Linked DNA regions of Homo sapiens: region 2 is linked to region 1. Evidence: read pairs that join two places in POLR2A ChIA-PET (ENCODE). Cell type or tissue: HepG2. All regions are shown on one strand. Links, peaks and the distances in the headings refer to the core of each region. The heading gives the core; the rest is flanking DNA.

Evidence for each region. ChIA-PET counts read pairs that join two places held together with the same protein. Peaks named below come from ENCODE experiments on the same cell type or tissue, not always from the same donor. Only the 100,000 strongest peaks of a DNase experiment are listed, where the experiment ranks them.
Region 2: POLR2A ChIA-PET joins it to region 1 with 8 read pairs; 3 of 35 experiments call an interaction of 5 or more read pairs at or near these places.

The regions. Positions count from the first base shown.
Region 1 is chr1:205,813,678-205,823,457 of GRCh38, forward strand. No RefSeq gene overlaps it. Among named protein-coding and RNA genes, the nearest start is that of SLC41A1, 5.4 kb to the left of the region's middle. In HepG2, for the core only: no CTCF peak of the experiment used is centred there; no DNase peak of the experiment used is centred there.
Region 2 is chr1:205,671,950-205,682,246 of GRCh38, forward strand. SLC45A3 (solute carrier family 45 member 3) reads right to left here and starts at 8,560. Exons shown (of 5, transcript NM_033102.3): 1 at 8,445-8,560. It overlaps LOC105371701 (a long non-coding RNA gene), which reads left to right and starts at 8,421. Exons shown (of 4, transcript XR_007066825.1): 1 at 8,421-8,550. RefSeq lists enhancers at 3,439-3,939, 3,940-4,440, 6,346-6,515, a cis regulatory region at 6,431 and a silencer at 8,105-8,324. In HepG2, for the core only: no CTCF peak of the experiment used is centred there; DNase peaks (open chromatin) are centred at 4,262 and 5,332; H3K4me3 peaks cover 1,229 bases.

The sequences.
Region 1 (9,780 bases), core at 3,084-8,083:
GACAGAACAGTCCCTACCTTGCTCTTCTCCCGCCGGCTCGTCACTTTAGGCTCCCTCCAGATTCCGCGTTCCTTGAGCAAATGGCTCACCCCTGACGAATCCGGCCTTAAAAAAGTCCCGGCCTTGAAAGGGGTGGAGACTGGCGGGCGGGAGCGAAAGGAGGTCAGACCCATGGCTGGGGTCGCACACGCATCACCTGAGGTCGGAGAGGAGGGGAGCCTCACTTCCTCTGACCCACTGAGCCTGGTGGCAGCGTGCGGAGAGATGTCACCATCCCGGACTAAATGAAATCCAACTTTCCCTGACGCACCTTGTGGGATCAAAGAGGGGTGTTCCCATGCTCACCTTTCGCCACTTCCTCCCTGGGGTATCTCCACCTCTCCAACACAAGCTCAATGCCAGTTCTCTTTGGGATGTTTTTGTGCAGGGGGTGTGACCTCCCTCATAAAGGAACCCCCACTCCCAAGTTTTCCCCTCTTGTCAGTGGAACCTGTGACCAACGGTTCCTTCCTGTCCTTTTCCTCCCTGAAAGTAGCCCGGGGGCATTCGAACATGGCTCTAGACCCCTGAATAGGGTTTGGAGCGGAGATGTGCCTGGGGAGAAGAGATCGCAGTGCTGTGTATGAAGCTTTGGGCACGTGCTCACAAGAGCACACACAGCAACCTGAGCAGGTCATTCCTTTTGATAAGGATGACAAATACACATACCAAACCCTGTTCCCCTCACCCACCCCAAACCAGTACCCCCAGGATGATTCCAGATCAGCTCTGGAGCATTTGCATCAAGGGCCTGCAGACTCACAGGACCTACTAGAGCAAAATATCAGTGTCTCAGACCCCAGTTTTGGCCTCAAATACTGGGTTTTTCTGCCAGGAGAAGTAGCTGCTAGTCTAGGAAATGCTGGGACTTGTCCAGAAAGATGAGGTTTGTGAATACGGGGTGTGGGGTTGGGTGGGGAATTAAGGCTGATGTATCTGGAGGAACTTTGGTTGGGCTGGAGGCAACTTCTGCCCTGTTCTATTCAACAGTTCCCTCCCCTCCACTACCCCATTTAATCTGGCCACAGCTCAGCTACCTGTGTATAAAATCTTGATCTCTCTCCTATTTCCTTTCTACCTTCCGTGTTTTTACTTACTCGAAAACTGTTCCCCTCTCCTGTGTGTATTTTTTTAATTGAAATATACCAGGCATTTAGGAAAGGAACACGAAACCTAAGTGTACAGGTCAACAAATGATGACACAGTGAACACCCCCATATGACCACCATCCAGATCTAGAACGAGATCATTATTGGCATCCCAGATACCCTCCTTCTATCCGCTCCTGGTGACTATGCCACACTCCTTCTCAAAAGTAACGTTTATCTAACACTACAGGTTAGTTTTGCTTACTTCTGAACTTTATATACATGGAACCATTCAGTAGGTATTATTTTGTGTCTGGCTTCTCTCACTCAATACTATGTTTATGAAACTCATCCAAAACATTGTGGTAGCAGTAGCTTATTTGTTTTCATTGCCGTACGGTATGCCATTAAATAAATATACCACAATTTATCTGTTATTCTGTTGACGGACATTTTGGTTGTTCCTACTTTGGGGTTATTATGAATAAGGCTGCGATAACGTTTTTGTTCATGTCCTTTGGTACACTTACGTTCATATTTATACTAGATATATACCTAGGAATAGAATTACTGGGTCATAAAAGGATATGCATATTTTTAGCTTTAGCAAATGCGACTAAACAATTTTTCAAAGTGCTCATATTAATTTACACTCCTGCCAGCAGCGTCTTAGTGTTCCAGTTGCTCTATATTCTCATTAACACTTGATATTGTCAATCTAGAAAAATTAAAAAATTTAGCCATTCTGGTGGGTGTATAGTGGTATTGTAGTTTAAATTTGCTTTATCCTGATAACCAATGAAGTTGACCACCTTTCCATGCATTTATTTGACCCTTGGATATCTGTTCAAGTATCATGTCCATTTTCTATTATTCTATTCCTTCTGTCTTACTACTTTTTTTTTTTTTTTTTGAGATGGTATCTTGCTCTGTTGCCTAGGCTGGAACCTCTTGGGTTCAAGTGATTCTCCTGCCTCAGTCTCCTGAGTAGCTGGGACTACAGGCACATGCCACCATGACAGGCTAATTTTTGTATTTTTGATAGAGACAGCGTTTCACCATGTTGGCCAGGCTGGTCTCTAACTCCTGACCTCAAGTGATCCGCCCGCCTTGGCCTCCCAAAGTGCTGGGATTATAGGTGTGAACCACTGAGCCCAGCCCTGTCTTACCACTTTGTAGGAGTTCTTTATGAATATCAGATACGAGTCCTTTGTTGGTTATAGGTATTGCAAATATTTCTATGAGTAAATAAATACAAAAGCCCTTGGTTTTGGTGTCTTCTGAAGTGTCAGGGCCACTGGAACAAGAATATAATCTCTATATCTATTTTGATCACTAGTGTAAACCCAGCTCCTGGCACATAGTAGGTACTTAATAAATATGTTGAATGAATGATGGATGAGGTGGATAAAGCTGATGTAGGTACTTTGCTCTGTATTGTGCTGATCCCTAGAGTCAAACACCAAGAGGACCTGGGGGAAGCAGATTTCCTCTGGCTTAGCCAGCTGTGACCTTAGGAAGAGGAAGACATCCTGGCCCTTCTCTACTGAAAGAGCAGAAATAGCTACAGTCTGTGAAATGATGAGCACAGATGTAGGGAGCGGAGGTCACAGATGAAAAGACAGGAACTACCAGCAAGTAGCAGGCCAGCCAGATACTTCAGAAGGAGAGACGCAGTTGGGGGTATCAAAAAGATAGTGAGGGTCTCTGAGCATCACTGTGGACCTTTGTATGACAAGAACCTCCAAAGGTCATGTGGACTCTCTCTTGCCTCAAGACATGCCCAGTCTTTGAGCTTGTTAGCCAAGAGAGCTCTTCCACACCTAGAAACACATTTCTTTCTCCAAAGGAGGTTCCCTGAAACTTTGGTTGGAGGGTCTTATTCCTAACCTGCATTGGGCAACTCTTTTTTTAAAATCAGCTTTAACTTCCTCATGGCCTGTAATGTCCATCCTGAATATGGAAGACCACCGAATCAGCCTCTTCTCCATGCACTGTTTTCATAGGCCTGTTGCATTCTACAGCGTTTTTCTCTTGCTGTGTTTCTCTCCAGCATCCTTGACCAGCTCTGGTCAAGAGTCTCACTGATTCCTGTTACTCTGGGAGACAGAAATTTCCCCTTGCACCACCCTAACAAACTCACAGCATCCCCTCCTCATGTCTTTCAGAACATAATGTGGCATTTAACTAGAAGCTAGTAGTAGCACCCCAAATTTTTATATAAACTGAGCTTGGGGACGCCATCTAGTTGGAGAGAGGCTGGGTGACTTGTCATGAAACATCATTTGTATAGCAAGCACAGTGTTTTCATTTAGAATATGAGCATATGTTGGGTGTGGGGTGGGAAAGAGTGTTGTGGCAAAAGGAATTGTTGATCACTCCACAGGCAGGGGCCTGTGGAGGAGCCTGTGTGGGAAGGTCCTCTGTGGGGCAGCATTCTTCAGTCTTGCTTGGCACTTGTCCTAATATGTGGTTAATTTAGCCTCTATCCTGAGGTTCTCTTAGCCCCATGGCCTTCCTTCTGGGCCAAGTACTGTCTACCAATGGCTTCTCCATAGACTACCTGAATACTCATCTTGAGACATCATAAAATTCCAGAGCCCCATAGATCCTGGACCCCCTAACCAGCATGGCTAGTTGTAAGACTAGCCTGACGTGGCTGGAAACTTTTCTATCTTTTGTTCTGTGGGGGAGGGTGCCCCCTCCCATTTTTCCCCTTGCTGTGACCCCTCCGCTGCTCCCTCCCTCCCAGAGGTCAACTTCTTTCCTGCTGCCCAGAGCTGAGGTGACATCCCCTTCCGGCTTCATTCAGTTTTAGGAGGATGTAGTGATGGGGGTGGGATAGGGAAGTGTGGCCATCTGTGCTCAGCACTGTCATCATTCCCTTTGCTTCTCTATAACTGAGCTCCCTTTCCCCAAAGCCCCCTGGATACCCACCCTGGGATTCCCTTAGGCAGGATGGTTCCAGGTATTTGGAGCTGCAGCTCTGAATTTACTGAGTATAGCTGGGAAGCCTTGACAGCAAACAAAATGGTCTGGTGAACTATAACTGGGGATAGAAAAGTAATCTTTGAGAGGCAGTGCTGCAGAGTGGAATATGCCACAGCATTGTAATCACATGGATTTGAATCCATGAATGGCTCAGCAATTCATTAGGCACATGACCTTGGGCCATGTCTATCAAATGGAGACATAATTCCCTTTCTGCAATATATGTTCCATGGTGAGCAGTTCTATGCAAACCTACCCCCAAAGTCTGAGAAAGCTCAGAGGCCAAAGAGGCTGACAAATCTGGTTTCTTGAAAGAAGCATTTAATAGGGACTTGCGAACAGAAGCCCTGTCTATATCCCGGACAGCAGTAAGACCAGGGCTTGAATACCTTATAAGGAAGGAATACCTATACCTTACAGGGAAGGAATGTGTAGGACAATTGTAGGGAAAGGCGAGAATGCTATGTGAAGTTCCCTAAGGGCAGGATTTATGGTCAGTTGTTTTAACCTAAGAGCAGGATTTATGATAAGTATATGGTCTTACCAAGGAATAGTAGATAAAATAGAAATCTTAGAGGCATTTCCAGAACTGGAGTTAATCAGAAGTCAACATGGTGGATTAGCATCCAAGATGGAGTTGCATTAGCCTTCACAGATGATGAGAGGATTAGGATAATATAGCATTTGGAACATTCCCTGCACGCAGTAGGACTGTTAAGATCTCACCAAAGAGAAACAGCCAATAAACAGGGATTAGGCACTTGGAACGGGCAGCTCAGGCTTTTTCTGGGCCTCACGTGAAATTTTAGACTTCCCAGAGTGTGAGGGCATGCCTACCTGGAAAGGGTTAATGATGGACAGTCTCTTACATAGATGCAGGTAGGAGCTAATAGGGGCAGCAACCCCACAGTGGGTCACAAGCCAAAGATGAGCAAACTTTATCTTGCAAGAGCCAGGATGCAAAAAGACTGTATCTTGCAAACCAGATTACCTAGTTTCAAACTGCCCTCTGTGTTTACTGCCTACTGCTCTAGGATTATCCTCTAGACCAGGGTTTCCTAAACTGGCCTGGTCATAGGAATCACCTGTTGGGAACTTCTTTTAAAATATAGATTTCCAGGCCTCTTTCCTGGAAATTCTGTTTCCAAACGTCTGGTGCTGGGCCAGGAAACCTACCCTTTTAAATAAGTGCCCCAGGTGACTCCCATGATCCTACTGGGTTGGGAAACTGCCCCAGTCTGGTGGTTCTCAGTCCTGGCTGCATATTAGAATCTCCTGGGGAGCTTTAACAAAAATATACCTTTGTCACAGGAGGAAACACTGTGACAAAGGTATATTTTGTCACAGGAAGGCAAGGCTCAGGAAGTCTTCAAAGACATGGAGGTGCTTTGATTGAATCTGACTGTGTGGGTTTATATGCAAACTCATTTAATCCTAATAATTACCCTAGGAGGTAGGCTGTTGCAATATATCAGGTGGAAAATGAGGTCAGTGGGTTGGAGAATGGTAAATAGATTTAAAAGTTATTTAGGTTAGTTGTTAGAGAATTGCAAATCAAAACCACAATGGGATACCACTTCATATCCAGTAGGTTGGCCATAAAAAAAAAAGAGAGAAAATAACAGAAAATGACAAGTGTTGGTGAGAGTGTGGAGAAATTGGAACCTTGTCCATTTGCTGGTGAGAATATAATGTGGTGCAGCTGCTATAGGAAACAGTTTGATGTTTCTTCAGAAGGTTAAACACAGAATTACCATATCACTGAGCAATTTCATTCCTAAGTATATGCCTAAAAGAATTGGAAATGGGAAAGAATTATTCCAGTTAGAGAGAACAGAGTGAAATGGCAGGAAGGCAAGGGAGAATTTGGCATTTTCAAGGAACAGCAGGTTCTTCAACATGTGGTTGGATGCACGTAGGGACGTGTTAAATGAAAGATGAAATGGTAGGCTTTGGTGATATGTTACAGAGCTGAAGGCTTCTTTGACATGAACGTATTGTTTTATGCTTGATCACAAAGTCCTTGAACACAGAGACTTTATATTTTAAAATTTATATTAATTTTGAAATACCTTATATTTTAAAATTTCTGTGATGTTTGCTGACACCTTGTAATTTACACATCTGGGCCTTCTTTCTCTGTCAGACCGTTACATATGGAGTCTCATTCACTTGCATAGTGTCCATTTATGATGCTCTGTTCATGATGCCCAAATATCTTTGTCTTAGACTTCTCTTCTGAGCTCTGAACTTGGATGTCTCAGCACTTCCAACTTGTGATATCCAAAATGCGCTAGTTCTCTCCCAGATGTCTATTTCTTATTCTGTCTTCTCCATCCCAGAAAAGAGGATTCCCTCGCCCATTTGTTTGTCAGCCATCTGGGAGTCATTCTTGACTCCTTCCTCTACTTCCCCGCCTCCTCGCCCACCACCCATCAATCACCATTTGCCATCCATCGACTCTACCTCCTAAATAACTTTTTTTTTGGATTTATTTATTTTTTGAGGTAAAATTCACATAACATGAATTTAACCATTTTAAAATGTACTATTCATTGGTGTTTATTATATTGATAGTGTTGAACAACCATCACTCTGTCTAGTTTTAAGACATTTTCATCACCCCAAAAAGAAATCCTGTATCCATTAGCAGTCAGTACCCACTCTCCCCTTCCCTCCCCTCCTCTCCCTGCTTAGTCAACCACTAGTCAGTTTTTGTCTCTATAGATTTCCCTATTTTGGATATGTCATATACATGGAACCATGCAATATGTAACTTTCTGCGAATGGGTTTTTTTACTTAACTTAATTTTGTTGTTGTTGTTTTATTTTTTGCCCTTAAATATTCTTCTATCCAGATGTTTTCAAGGTTCAACCACATCGTAGCATAGATCAATACTTCATTCCTTTTTATGGATAAATAATATCCCATTGTATGGATACAACACATTTTGTTTATCCATTCATCCATGGATGGACATTTGGGTTGTTTTCACCTTTTTTGATTGTGAATAGTCCTCTGTGAACATTCATATATAAGCTTCATTTGAATATCTTTTGTTTAATTTCTTTTGACCATATACCATTGTTGGGTGATATGGCAATTCTGTTTACTTTTTTTTTTTTTTGAGATGGAGTTTCACTCTTGTTGCCCAAGCTGGGGTGCAATGGTATGATCTTGGCTCACTGCAACCTCTGCCTCCTGGGTTCAGGTAATTCTCCTGCCTCAGCCTCCTGGGAGTAGCTGGGATTACAGGCATGCACCACCATGCCTGGCTAATTTTTTGTATTTTTAGTAGAGACAGGGTTTCACCATGTTAGCAAGGCTGGCCTCCAACTCCTGACCTCAGGTGATCTGCCCGCCTTGGCCTCCCAAAGTGCTGGGATTACAGGTGTGAGCCACTGTGCCTGGCCTTTTTTTTTTTTTTTTTTAACCTAGGTTGAACTTGAACTCTTGAGCTCAAGCCATCCTCCTGCCTCAGCCTCTCAAGTAGCCAGGATGACAGGTACACACCACCATGCCCAGCCTATGTTTAACTTTTTGAAGAAACACTAAACTGCTTTCGATAGCTGCTGCACCATTTTACATTCCCGCCAGCAAGGTACAAGGGTTCCAGTTTCTCCACATCCTCACCAACATTTATTATTTTACATTTTGGATTATGGCCAACCTAGTGGATGTGAAGTGGTATCCCACTGTGATTTTGATTTGCATTTCCCAAATGACTAACCTAAGTAACCTTCTAATTTGCCTACTTCATAGGGTAATTATTAGGATTAAATGATTATATATATATATACACATGCATACACACACACATGTGACTTAGAACAGTGCCTGGCATATAATAAATAATGTATAAGTATTAAAAAGAAAGTAGAAAAAGGAACAAAAGAACAGAAGGAAAGAAGGACCTCTTAGCTATACTTTCTTTCTTACTGTCCTAAGTCAAAGCCCACAATTCCACTCCTAATTTACAAGGCCCCAACTGGACTTCTTTTCTTTTCTTTTCTTTTCTTTAGCCAGAGTTTCACTCTTGTTGCCCAGGCTGGAGTGCAATGGCGCAATCTCGGCCCATCGCAACCTCCGCCTCCCGGGTAAAAGCGATTCTCCTGCCTCAGCCTCCTGAGTAGCTGGGATTACAGGCATTCGCCACCACGCCTGGCTAATTTTGTATGTTTAGTAGAGATGGGGTTTTTCCATGTTGGTCAGGCTGGTCTTCAGCTCCCGACCTCAGGTGATCCTCTGCCTTGGCCTCCCAAAGTGCCAGGATTACAGGCATGAGCCACTGTGCCTGGCCAACTCCTTTCATTTCATGAAGGTTTCAGGCTCTCATTTGCCTTATAGTCTTTGTCTACTGTATTCCCTGTCTGGCACAATTCTCTCCCTTGTCCCCCAACTCTTTGCCTAGCTAACTCACTGTTTTTTTGTTTGTTTGTTTTGTTTTTAAATTTAAGAGTTTTTTTGAGGTATAATATGCAATAAACAGCACAGATTTAAGGTGTACAATTTGATGTTTTGACATGTGTATACATCAGTAAAACATCACTACAATCAAGATAAAGAGTATATCCATGACCCCTGTGTTTCTTCCTGCTTCTTTTAATCTTTCTCTCTCAACCCATGCGTTGGGCCACCTGCCGTCTGTCACTACAGATGTTTTTCATTTCTAGAATTTCATATGAATGGAATCATGTAGTATATATCTTTTTTGTCTGATTTCTCTCATTCAGCATACTTATTCTGAGATTTATCCATGTTATGTGTATCAACAGGTTGTTCCTTTCTGCTGTTGAGTAGTGTTCCATCATATGGATGCACCTGTTTGTTTATTCATTCACCTGTTGATGGACATTTCAGTTGTTTCCAGTTTGGGGCTATTACAAATAAGGCTGCTATATGCAATGTGTGCAAGCCTTTTTAGGGGTATATATTTTCATTTGTTTTTGTTTTTCAAGTTTTGTTTTAGACTCAGGGGTACCTGTGCAGGTTTGTTAACTGGGTATACTGTGTGATGCTGACGTTTGAGGTATGAATGATCTTGTTACCCAGGTACTGAGCATAGTACTCAACAGTTAGTTTTTCGACCTTGTTCCCCTTTCCTTGCTCCCCTCCAACAGTCCCCAGTGTCTATTGTTGCCATCTTTATGTCCATGACTACCCAAACTTGTAAGTGAGCACATGTGCTATTTGGTTTTCTGTTCCTGTGTTAACTTGCTTAGGACAATGGCCTCTGGCTGCATCCATGTTGCTACAAAGGACACGATTTTGTTTTTTTTTTTTATGGCTGCATAATATTACATGGTGTATATGTACATTTTCTTTATCCAAACCACCACTGATGGGCACCTAGGTTGATTCCATGTCTTTGCTATTGTGAATAGTGGTGTGATGAACATGTGAGTGCACGCGTCTTTTTGGCAGAATGATTTGTTTTCTTTTGGATGCATATCCAGTAGTGGGATTGCTGGGTCAAATGGTAGTTCTGTTTTAAGTTCTTTGAGAAATCTCCAAACTGCTTTCCACAGTGGCTGAACTAATTTACATTCCCACAAAGAATGTGTAAGTCTTCCCTTCTCTGTAGCCTCGTCAACATCTGTTGTTTTTTGACTTTTTAATAACTGCCATTCTGGTTGGTGTGTGATGGTATCACACTGTGGT
Region 2 (10,297 bases), core at 2,220-7,219, 140 kb before region 1:
TAGGCACTCTGCCGTGCGTCTTGATCTTCCAACCATCCGATGAGGTGGGTACAATTAGTATACCCATTTTACAGGCACAGAAACTTAGATTAATACCACCAACTTCATAGATGTGGAGTGTGTTTGAGATACAGGATATGAAAGTTCCTGGCGGCCACTTCTTTGGTCGCCTCCTCAGTGGAGGAAGGGCTTTCTCATTCCCAAACAGGAGCGGCTGTGGTTAGGGGAGACCAAGTACACTTTCTTCTCGGTTTCCATTCCCCCCCCTCACCCACGTGCCTCCCCCACCACACCAGCGCCTCTTTCAGCCCCTAGCAGCAAGAGGAATGCCAAGAATGCAACTGCCTCCCCAGGTGCTGGCCCCAACAGGTGAGGAGAGGTCACTGCAGCAGACCTGCCTGCTGGAGGAAGGCTGAGAAGGGAGGTAGAAGGTGGGACAAAGATCCCATAGTTATGAGACAGCACGATTTCCATCCACAGGGAAAATGAACACAGTGGCCGACCCCTACTAACTGCCTCAGAGGCGTCTAGCGTGTGCCAGGTACTTGATATATTGTACCTTCTCTCTAATAACTCATACAATTCATACGCTCCAAATCCAAGGTAGGTGTTTAATATTCATATTCGAGATGAACAGCTCAGTCTCAGAACGTAACATGCCCAAGGTTGCACAAATAAACAGTGGTTGAGCAGAAAATTCGAACCATTTGAAAATGCTGGAAGGTGCTCTGAACTGGGAGCCAGGAGAGGGCAGTCCTGTTTCAGCCACTTTTTTTAAGAGCTGTGTAGCCTAGACAGGCCATCTCACCTCTCTGGGACTCAGTTTCTACACCTGTAAAATGAGAGCTAATCTGGATAATGCCGAAGGTTCTTTACATCTGTGCAACCAGGTGATCTCACATGCACCCCCTACCCCCGGCAGTTGCTTCTTCACGGGCAGGTACCCCCTAAGGGCTCACTGATGAGGCTACATGACATTCAGGAAGGGATTCATGTTCACCCTTGTGAAATAGGAATATAAAATCCCTACTTTGTATTTGGACTTTCATGGCCTCCTACCAATGAGTCAAGGGGAATGAGGTGGAGAAGGACACCCCAGCCGCACTTACCCCATCCTTCACCTGCCCACACACTCTCAGGTACCAACACAGTGCCAAGGGTCAGCGGTCACCTGAAACTAAGCCGAATAACCAGGACATCTGGGGGTAGAACTGCCCTCTTCCCTAGTCCTTCCCAGAGTTGGACTCTGTTCCTGGCAGAAATTAGTAACTGAATTCTCTTCTTGGGCCACAATAAATGCTTCCCTACAAGGTGGGGCAGCAGTACCAAGAAATTCCTTGGCCCAAGGTAGGGGAATATGAACATGGAGGGGGAAGAGGGAGCTTGGCACAGTGTCCAGGCCACTCGGAAATTCCTTCCCCCCATCCTGCCTTTTCGTACAGCCACTGAAAAGAGAAGCCTAAATGGCTTTCCTCCTACTGAACTTGAACTCTGCCAGTCAGCCAGGCTAGACAGCTCTCCCTGTCCATGTACAGCCAATCCTAGTCTTCCCTTTAGCCTGGCCTCCCTTAGGAGGTGAGGTATACAGGAAAGAGGCCAGGAGACTAAAGATCTATGCAAACCTACAGATGGGCAGTGCCCTGCACCAAGAGTCAGACCATGGTGCTGGTTCCAACTCTGCCATGTCCCACACCTCTAGGGTTTCAAACTCATTGGCCTGTAAGGCTTTATTAGATCTGAGTCCTAGAGTCTGTGATCAGTCCCATTTATAAAGAGAGGGCTCCAAGTCAGACTCAGTACTCTGCAAGTGTGTTCTCAAAAACAGTCACTCTCAGTGGTGAGCAAGGAAAGGGTAGGCTCTCAAAGAAACTCATTTTCTGATTTAAAGATCCCAAGCTTGCTGACCCTTGGAAGTATACCTCAGTGCATGCAACCTAACCTCCCCTAAGGGAATGTCAGACAGCACTGAAACCCACCTACCCACACCCAACACCACAGAGCCTCAATTGTGTATAAGCCTGCTGTGAAGATGCTGGGGACACAGAAAACAACTGATCGCAGCTCCCTTTGGCAAAAGGGATAAAATGCAATCGGTGTGCAATGAGATGGCACAGTGGCACAAGTGTGAAGATACAAATCCACGTGAGGGGGTGGGACCCAATGTGGGGGGCACATGCAGTTCTTCCAGGGCTTCCTAGAGGGAATGGCCATGTTGCTTAGCCTTGAAGGATAAGCAGGTAGGTACCACGCAATATAGGGGTGGGGGTGGGGGAGATCCCTTTTTCCTCCCTATCATAAAGGTCAGAACTGACACTTCTATAACGAAAGATATGGTAACAAGAGAAAAGCACAACAGGCTGGGCACAGTGGCTCACGCCTGTAATCCCAGCACTTTGGGAGGCTGAGGGAGGCGTATGACTTGAGGTCAGGAGTTTGAGACCAGCCTGGGCAACATGGTAAAACCTCATCTCTACTAAAAATACAAAAATTAGCTGGGTGTGGTGGCACGTGCCTGTAATCCCAGCTACTCAGGAGGTTGAGGCAGGTGAATCGCTTGAACCTGGGAGGCAGAGGTTGCAGTGAGCTGAGATTGCGTGACTGCACTCCAGCCTGGGCAACAGAGCGAGATGCCATCCAAAATTGATGCTGTTTCAAAAAAAAAAAAAAAAAAAAAAAAAAGAGAAAAGCATACAAATTTATTTGATCATAGTTTTGTATGACACAAGAGCCCTTAGAAATGAAAACCCAAAGACCCAGGGTGAAGTATCTTTTCTTTTTTCTTTTTGAGACTAGCTCTCATTCTGTTGCCCAGGCTGGTGTGCAGTGCACGATCTCAGCTCACTGCAACCTCTGCCTCCCGGATTCAAGCAATTGTCCTGCCTCCACCTCCCAAGTAGCTGGGACTACAGGCGTGTGTCACCACGCCAGGCTAATTTTTGTATTTTTAGTAGAGGTGGGGTTTCACTGTGTTGGCCAGGCTGGTCTCGAACACCTGACCTCAGCTGATCCACCCAACTCGGCCTCCCAAAGTGCTGGGATTACAGGCGTGAGCCACCGCGCCCAGCCTAAGTATCCATTTTTATGCTTAGGTTTGAGGAAGCACACACAGGATGCAGAAATGTGACCAGACAAAAATGGTATGAGCTAATGCTAATAGACTGAGTGGTGAAGCCCAGCAAGGCCTGTCCAGATTCTTCTTGGCCTCTCCGTTGCCAGATTTCTTCCTCCCAGGAATGGGGTAGGACCCCTCTGCAATGAGGGCCTTATGACCTACTATCAAACAAGGCAGGTCAGATCATTTCTTGATCACCAGTTCTTACCTAGAAAGCCAGGAGAAAGAGTAATATTTTTAGGCTGTATGGCTGGCTTTGGGGAGAAGGCTTCTAGTTTCTATGACCTGCCCTGGAAAAGAGGGATTCGCTTTGGCCTGCCTCGGAAGAGAATAAGGGGTAAGAGACAGGAGATCAGACAGAAACTTTGCCTCTGAGGCCTTCACTTTGGGGTATTGTTTTCTGAGCCCCAACAGCAGAAAAGGGTGTATGTCTGTAAAACAAGGCCCTTGGAGCCTGGGACTTCTAATCACTCCCACCCCTCCTTTTGGTCTCTCCCCAGTGAGGTGTGCTGGAAACAATACCGGACTGAAAATCATGAGACTGGGTTTTGATCTCAGATCTGGGCTGGCTATCTGCGTGTCCCTAGATTATTCAGCATACCTCCATGGGCACCCAAATAAGGGAATTCATCAGCACTAGGCTTGTTTTTGCTTCCAAGGTGGTCACCGTGCTCCAGTTACTTCCCCTTCCTGGACTGCCTGTCCCCTCCACCTGAGCCCTGCCCAGCTCCAATCTCACACCTCCTCCACAGCCCCCTGGAAACCAAGCCGTCAAGTATCCCCTCTCCCTGCTAAATCTCAACTGCTCTAACCAGGCAGCCCCCAGGGTTGGACGCTGCCCACGGTCCTCAGGGTCTTGGATTTGCAGTCCTTCCCCCACTGCCATCCTCCCCACTAGTGCTTCAGCTCCTGGAAAGCAGGAAGCACAGGCCCTGAGAAGAGTAGGTACCCAAGAGAAAGCCTATGGGTAAGGCTGAATCAGGATTCCCATTGGATGTGACTTTACCAGTGTGCCTGGGATCCAGGCAGGGCCACATTCAAGCTAGCTGGGTGCTCCGCTCACTAAGGACAGGAGCCAGGAGTGGGAATCTAAATTGCCACATCCCTAGGGATGGGCCAGGCACTCCTAGCTTGAACACTATTTGCCAACTCAAAGTACACTTGAGATTAGCGAGGCCGGGGGCAGGGGGGCACACAGCGACCACAGGGGAAAGACAAGAACTGCTGTTGTGGGCTGGCTGCTCCTGAGGGTATCCCCTCTGGCTGGGCATCCTGCTATCCTGGATATGGTGACTGGGGGACTGTGGACTACAGCGCCAGGAAGTGGCCTCCAAACCCCTTCTTGCTGGCTGGTCCCCACTCCCCAGAAAGTGATCTCCAGAAGTAACAAAGAAGGGGAAAGGAACAAACATCTATGGAACACCTGGCGTGTGCAGGTGCTTGGCTGAATATGCACATCACGCTTAATCCTCACCATAACCATGCAAGGTGAATCTCATCTCCATTTTACAGGCAATGAAGTCAAGGCCAACAGGGGAAGCAGGCCCATGTCCAACATCAGAAGCAAGAGATTCCACAAGTCAGTCAGGGCTGGTGGCAAAACTGTGGACTTCTTCCCGTGGAGGGGAAAACACAGACCATGTAGTAGAAAACAGGATTCAACAGGAAGTTCTGGCCAGGGATCAGGAGCATCCCGTGATGGCTCTGTCACCAGCTGCCCCCCTCCCCAGCCCAAGCAGGGACACTTAATACACTGGACAAAGCTCAACACTCCAGCTCTATTGCTGGGAGTCGAGTGGCATCAGTGTTCAAGACACTGGGCCTGGTACCAGCTGGTCCAGTCTCCACCCCTGCTGCCCAGCAAACAGGGCCACTAACTGTTCAAAGAAAGCTAGGCTGGGTTTTTTTCTGGACACCAAAGAACAGTGCAAAAGATCCTAAGGGTTGGGGAGGGAGGACAGAGCAGAATCCCAACTTCAGGGCACCCTCCCTATACAGTTTTCCTAAAAATAACAACAAATAACTGTTTGCATAGAAGGCTCTTAACTTCTCAGGATATACATTCATGTTCATGGTACCCTTTTCCAGCCTGAGGGGTACACTCTGGGAAGGTAGGCTGGGCAGGGGTTTCTGCACTAATTAAATAGAAGTCACACAGTAGCAGAGTAGTAGAGGAGAGACACGGACATCCAGTCCTGCTGTGATCTTTGCACAGGACCACAAGTTCAACTGCAGATGCGTCCTTCGTAGCTTACATATAGTTATCTACGGGCCGATTCCCTTGCTAAGAAACTCTGGTTTCTAAGTGTAAACCACAATGATTGGCTCCATTGTCACCAAATAACAGCAGCTGACATTTATCAAGCTCTTTTTACAAGCAGCTGCTGTGCTCAGAGCTTTACCTACATCAGCTTATTTAATCCTGGAAATACTGTGAGGTAGGTACTATTATCCTCATTTTACAGAGGAGGAAGTTGAAACAGTTTAAATAACTTGTGCAAGAGGAAATCAGATTAAAATCATTTTGCCAAAGCTCAATCTCTCAACGGACTCCCCAAAGTCCAGGAGACCTTGCTACCAAAGAAATAAGGTCTAGAGCAGATTTTTGTTTTCTGTTTTTTAAGAGCAAGGCCCAAGAGGAGAGTCCCAGGCTAGGCACTGCTGTCCATTCAGTCCCAAATGATCGATACAATATATAGTTGGTACTAACATTTATTGAGCACTTATGTGTCAGACACACAGTTTAGTATTCTATATACAATATTTAATAAAGCTATAATTTTTAGACTATATATAACGTAATTATATGTTTATAAATTTTATGTCTGTTATAATCTACTTAACAAAGCTATACAGTAAGTATTATCATTCCCATTTTGCAGCCAGGGATACTGAGGCTTGGACGAGGTTATGTAACTTGCCAAGCTGGTGGAGCTCACCTAGTGAAGCAGCCAATATAGAAACTTTCTTTCTGGCCGGGTGCGGTGGCTCACACCTGTAATCCCAGCACTTTGGGAGGCTGAGGCGGGTGGATCACCTGAGGTCAGGAGTTCAAGACAAGCCTGGCCAACATGGTAAAACCCTGTATCTACTAAAAATACAAAAATTAGCCAGGCATGGTGGTGGGTGCCTGTAATCCCAGCTACTTGGGAGGCTGAGGGAGGAGAATCACTTGAACCCAGGAGGCGGAGGCTGCAGTGAGCTGAGATCGTGACATTGCACTCCAGCCTGGGCAACAAGAGTGAAACTTCGTCTAAAAAAAGAAACTATCTTTCTGACAGTCTGGGTTTTTATCCATGTTGACTTATCAGGCTGTGACGTCCAGATGATAGTACTTAAAGTCTTCAAGTTAACTTTACTTTGAATCTTCAGACCAGCCCTGCCCAGGCTGAGAGCTCCAGTCTGGGTAAGGGGAGAGCTGGAGAGAGGCCTCCACTATCCCTCCACCACCCAGTGGCCTGGAATGGGCTCAGGAGACCACCAGGGATCACTGTCTACTCCTCCTCCTCCTTCAACGTTATTCAGGGAGCCAGGAGGGATGGGGAAGTTCACCACACACTCCATGAATACATAGGAAAACTCCCCCTAACACACACCCACTAAATTGGGGCCTGTCTGTCCACAGCTGTACATTCATCCACAGCTGTATTTTTATCTTCAAACTCATTCTGCTGACTCAAGCTGCATTTTCTGAGCACTTTCAGAACAACAGAGTCCTGGCTCCACGACAGGCCTGGTGGGAGGAGATAAGGGAGGAATGAGGGAATGGGACTGATCCAACAGAATGGCCTGCGACCTCAAATTGCGTCCCACTTATCCCCTACAATATGCTGCTCTATGGGTTTCCTCAGGCTTCCCGTCTAGCCTGGGCCTCCTGGGCCCTCCCACTCCCACCCCAATAGGCCAGCCTGTTTCCCAGGCCTCGGGCAGGTGAGTCTACACCAAGGCGGTCTCTGCTCTGAAAGGAGATCTGCTAAGTGCCTCAGGAAAGGTAGTCCGAAGCCCCTAGGACCTCAACCCCACCCCTGAGCAAAGGTTCCAGGACCCCAGCAAGGGTCACTGCGGGCCCTGGTCAACTGGCAATGCCCGGCTGCAGACTCCAGGGCAGCAAGACAGCAGCTGGGCTATTCTTAGTCCCTGCTCCACCGGGACCGGGTCTGTGTAACAGCTGAAGGGCGAGTCCTCACCAGGTACCCACCATGCCAAACCCCTCCCTACCCCCAACTCTGGCCCCTTGGAAAAAGAGGAAGCATAGGGAACACGCCCTGGAGTGGGGAAAAGCTGAGCAGGTCAAGAGTGTCTGTCAGGAAGATGGAGGCTGATTCAGAGGTCAAGGGCAAGAGCAACTCACAGGACTGCAGTGCCTGGGGGGAGCGGAAGACTACAGGAAGGCCTGACCCGCACTAGGGAGAAAGCATGCAGGTCCCTGGGGCTTTTCTAGCAAGCCTGCCTAGGCCCAGAGCTCTGAGAAGCTGCACGGGATGCCTAGGTACCACCACATCACACCTGTTTGCCGTTTGCAGAACTCTGTCCTTCCCCACCTGAGACCTGGGAGGCGAGGAGAAAACAGCGGCCTTTCTCTCCCCACAGAGGGGGAAACTGAGGCTGAAAAGGGGACACAGTAACACACACACACACACACACACACACACACACACACACACGGTCCAGTCCCAACTCTGTACCCAGAGCTCGCCCCAGTTCTAAGTCCAAGAGGGCTCAGTCCCCTTTCCCTGTCTTAATAACTCACTCTTCCTCAAGAAAGCCGGCCTGGGCCTGAGCACCCCGCGGCGCCGCGGCCGTCGGCTCCCGTCCCGGCTCCCCCAAGTCCCGGACTGTGCGCGCCGCAGTGACTCATCCTGCCCCTTTCCGGTGAAGCCCAGACAAGAGAAGAAAATAAACGCAACTTTCCAAAGAAAAGTCTGACACGGGAGGCTGCAACAGGAGCCAGCGGCCGGTCCGCCAGCCGTCGGCCCGGCCCGGTCCGGCCCGGCCCGGGGCTCCGGGGAGGGGCCGCTCCCCGCCCACACCGCCGCCCCGCCTGGGACAGCGCGGGCACCTCCTGCCTGCCCGCCCTCCGCGGAAGAAAGCACAGCTCAGCGGGGACCCGTGCAGGCGCCGGGCACTCGGCACCCGCCCCGGCAGAGCGTGTGGGACGCGCCCTCCTCTGGGATTCGCGCGGGGCTCGGCGCGCAGCGCCCCGGACGGCCACGGCGCAGCCCCATCCCGCGGGGCGCAAAACACGCGACAGCGCGGAGCTCGGCCGTGCACTGCTGCTCCCTTTCCCGCGCCGGGACCCTCACCCCTGGGAGAGGAGGGGGCGCGCTCCTACCTGGCCGAGGCGCGCGGCTGTCACCCGGAGCCAGCGCGTGCAGGCTGGTTCCGCCCCCCCTTCCTTGCCCCCCACGCGCGCCAGCCGGCGGCTTTTAAATCTCCAGGTTACTCCGCGGGGGGAGAGAGCATGCGCGCTGGGACTGCCAGGAGGGGGGCGGGGCGAGGCGGGACGGAGGTGGGGGGTGCTGCGAGGGGGGATAGAGGGGTGGGGCTGGTACCCAGGGGAAGAAAGCGGGAGGTCTCGAAGCTGGCTTTGTAGCCGCGCCGCGACGGGCAGCCCCCGCGTGGCTCCCAGACTGCCCTATCATTACCTAGGGCAGGGCACCGCCCCCTCTGTCGCTCGCCACCAAACATTTAGGTGAAAGCTACCCGGCTTCGCGGGGCACCTCCCCTCCCCTACTCGGAGCCAGTCTGCTGCGACCATTACCCAGGCGTGCCATTCTGGCCACCCGATCTCCAGGCAGAGCTGCTCCCTACCTGTCCAGGACCATCCCTTCAAAGGAGATGTCACATTCTCTCCGAATTACCCTTCTGCTCTTTGCTATTCTCCGACGCAGACAGAGCTAACTCAATCCCTCTTTCTGCGCTGAAAACCAAATTCCAATTTTTTTTCTTCTTAAGAGTGTGTACGGGGAAGAATGGATGATAAATTGCCAATGAAATGTTCTCTTTGTCAGCTGTTGAGCAAGGTCCGAACAGATACCTGTTCCAGAATGTCTTTGATGGAGTCCCAGGCTGGCCCTGGGGTTGGGGGTTGGGGGGCAGTTTTGTCTTTTTTTCCTCCATGGAGTTTTATTGGGTGGAGAGAAATCCAATTTAGTTGGATTGTTGACTTGAATACTACAAAGTCCCAGGAAGATGCCTTCGAAGGGGAAGACCTGGTTGGCCTTAGCCAACCAGGCACTGGGGCACTGGGTTCCAATGCTGGCCCTGTGTCAACAGCCGTATAACGTGGGCCAAGTCCCTTCCATGTTCTGGGCCTCTGTAAGAGGGGGTGAGCCAAATGATTTCTAAGGGCACCTTCCAGCTGAGAGGTAGAAGGAGGCAGAGAAGAAAGGGAGATAGAGAAGGGAGAGGAAATAGTGGCGCCCTGGTGGTAGTGGGGAACAGAGAGCAGGTGCCAGAGAGAGTTGAGAAGAGAAAAATCAAGAATCTACCTTCTGAGTCACTAAACAAGTTTAACTTGAAAACTGTCTCAGCGTTGCCTCCCTGGAGCAGACACACCTCTACCTGGGGACCCTCCTGGAGATGGCTTTCCAAAGTCTTTGGCATACCCTCTCGTGGCAAGCAGAGAGACTAGGGTGGAGTCCAGGGTCTCTGAGCTGGTGTCCCCTCTCCTCCAGGAAAGAGGTCAGGAGTCAGGGGAAATTTCAGGTCAGCTGGAAAATTACAGAGCCAGGAGAGAGTGGACGGTGGTATTTTGCAGGCTTGGGAAAGAACACTGGGAACATGAGAGAGTTGTCGCACCACAGACAAGTAAGAGCCCCCCTCTTCCTCCTGCCTCCCACCACTTCTTTCCAGGGGCCCTTGTGCTTTATGCCTTATGACAGGGGGATGAGGAAGGAGAGCTCAGGGGAGTGAGCACACAGCCTGGATCCCATGGTGATCCTGGGCCCTACCCAATCACCCCTTCCCAACTAAACCAGGTGGATGCACTGGCCAGGCCCCACCCAATACAGGGTACAGTAGGGCTCTCTGCTCTGAAAATCCCCCTCTTTCTGCTGATGTAGCCTCATGTTATAATAATAATAGTTGGCCAGGCGCAGTGGCTCACGCCTGTAATCCCAGCACTTTGGGAGGCCGAGGCGGGCGGATCACGAGGTCAGGAGATCAAGACCATCCTGGCTAACA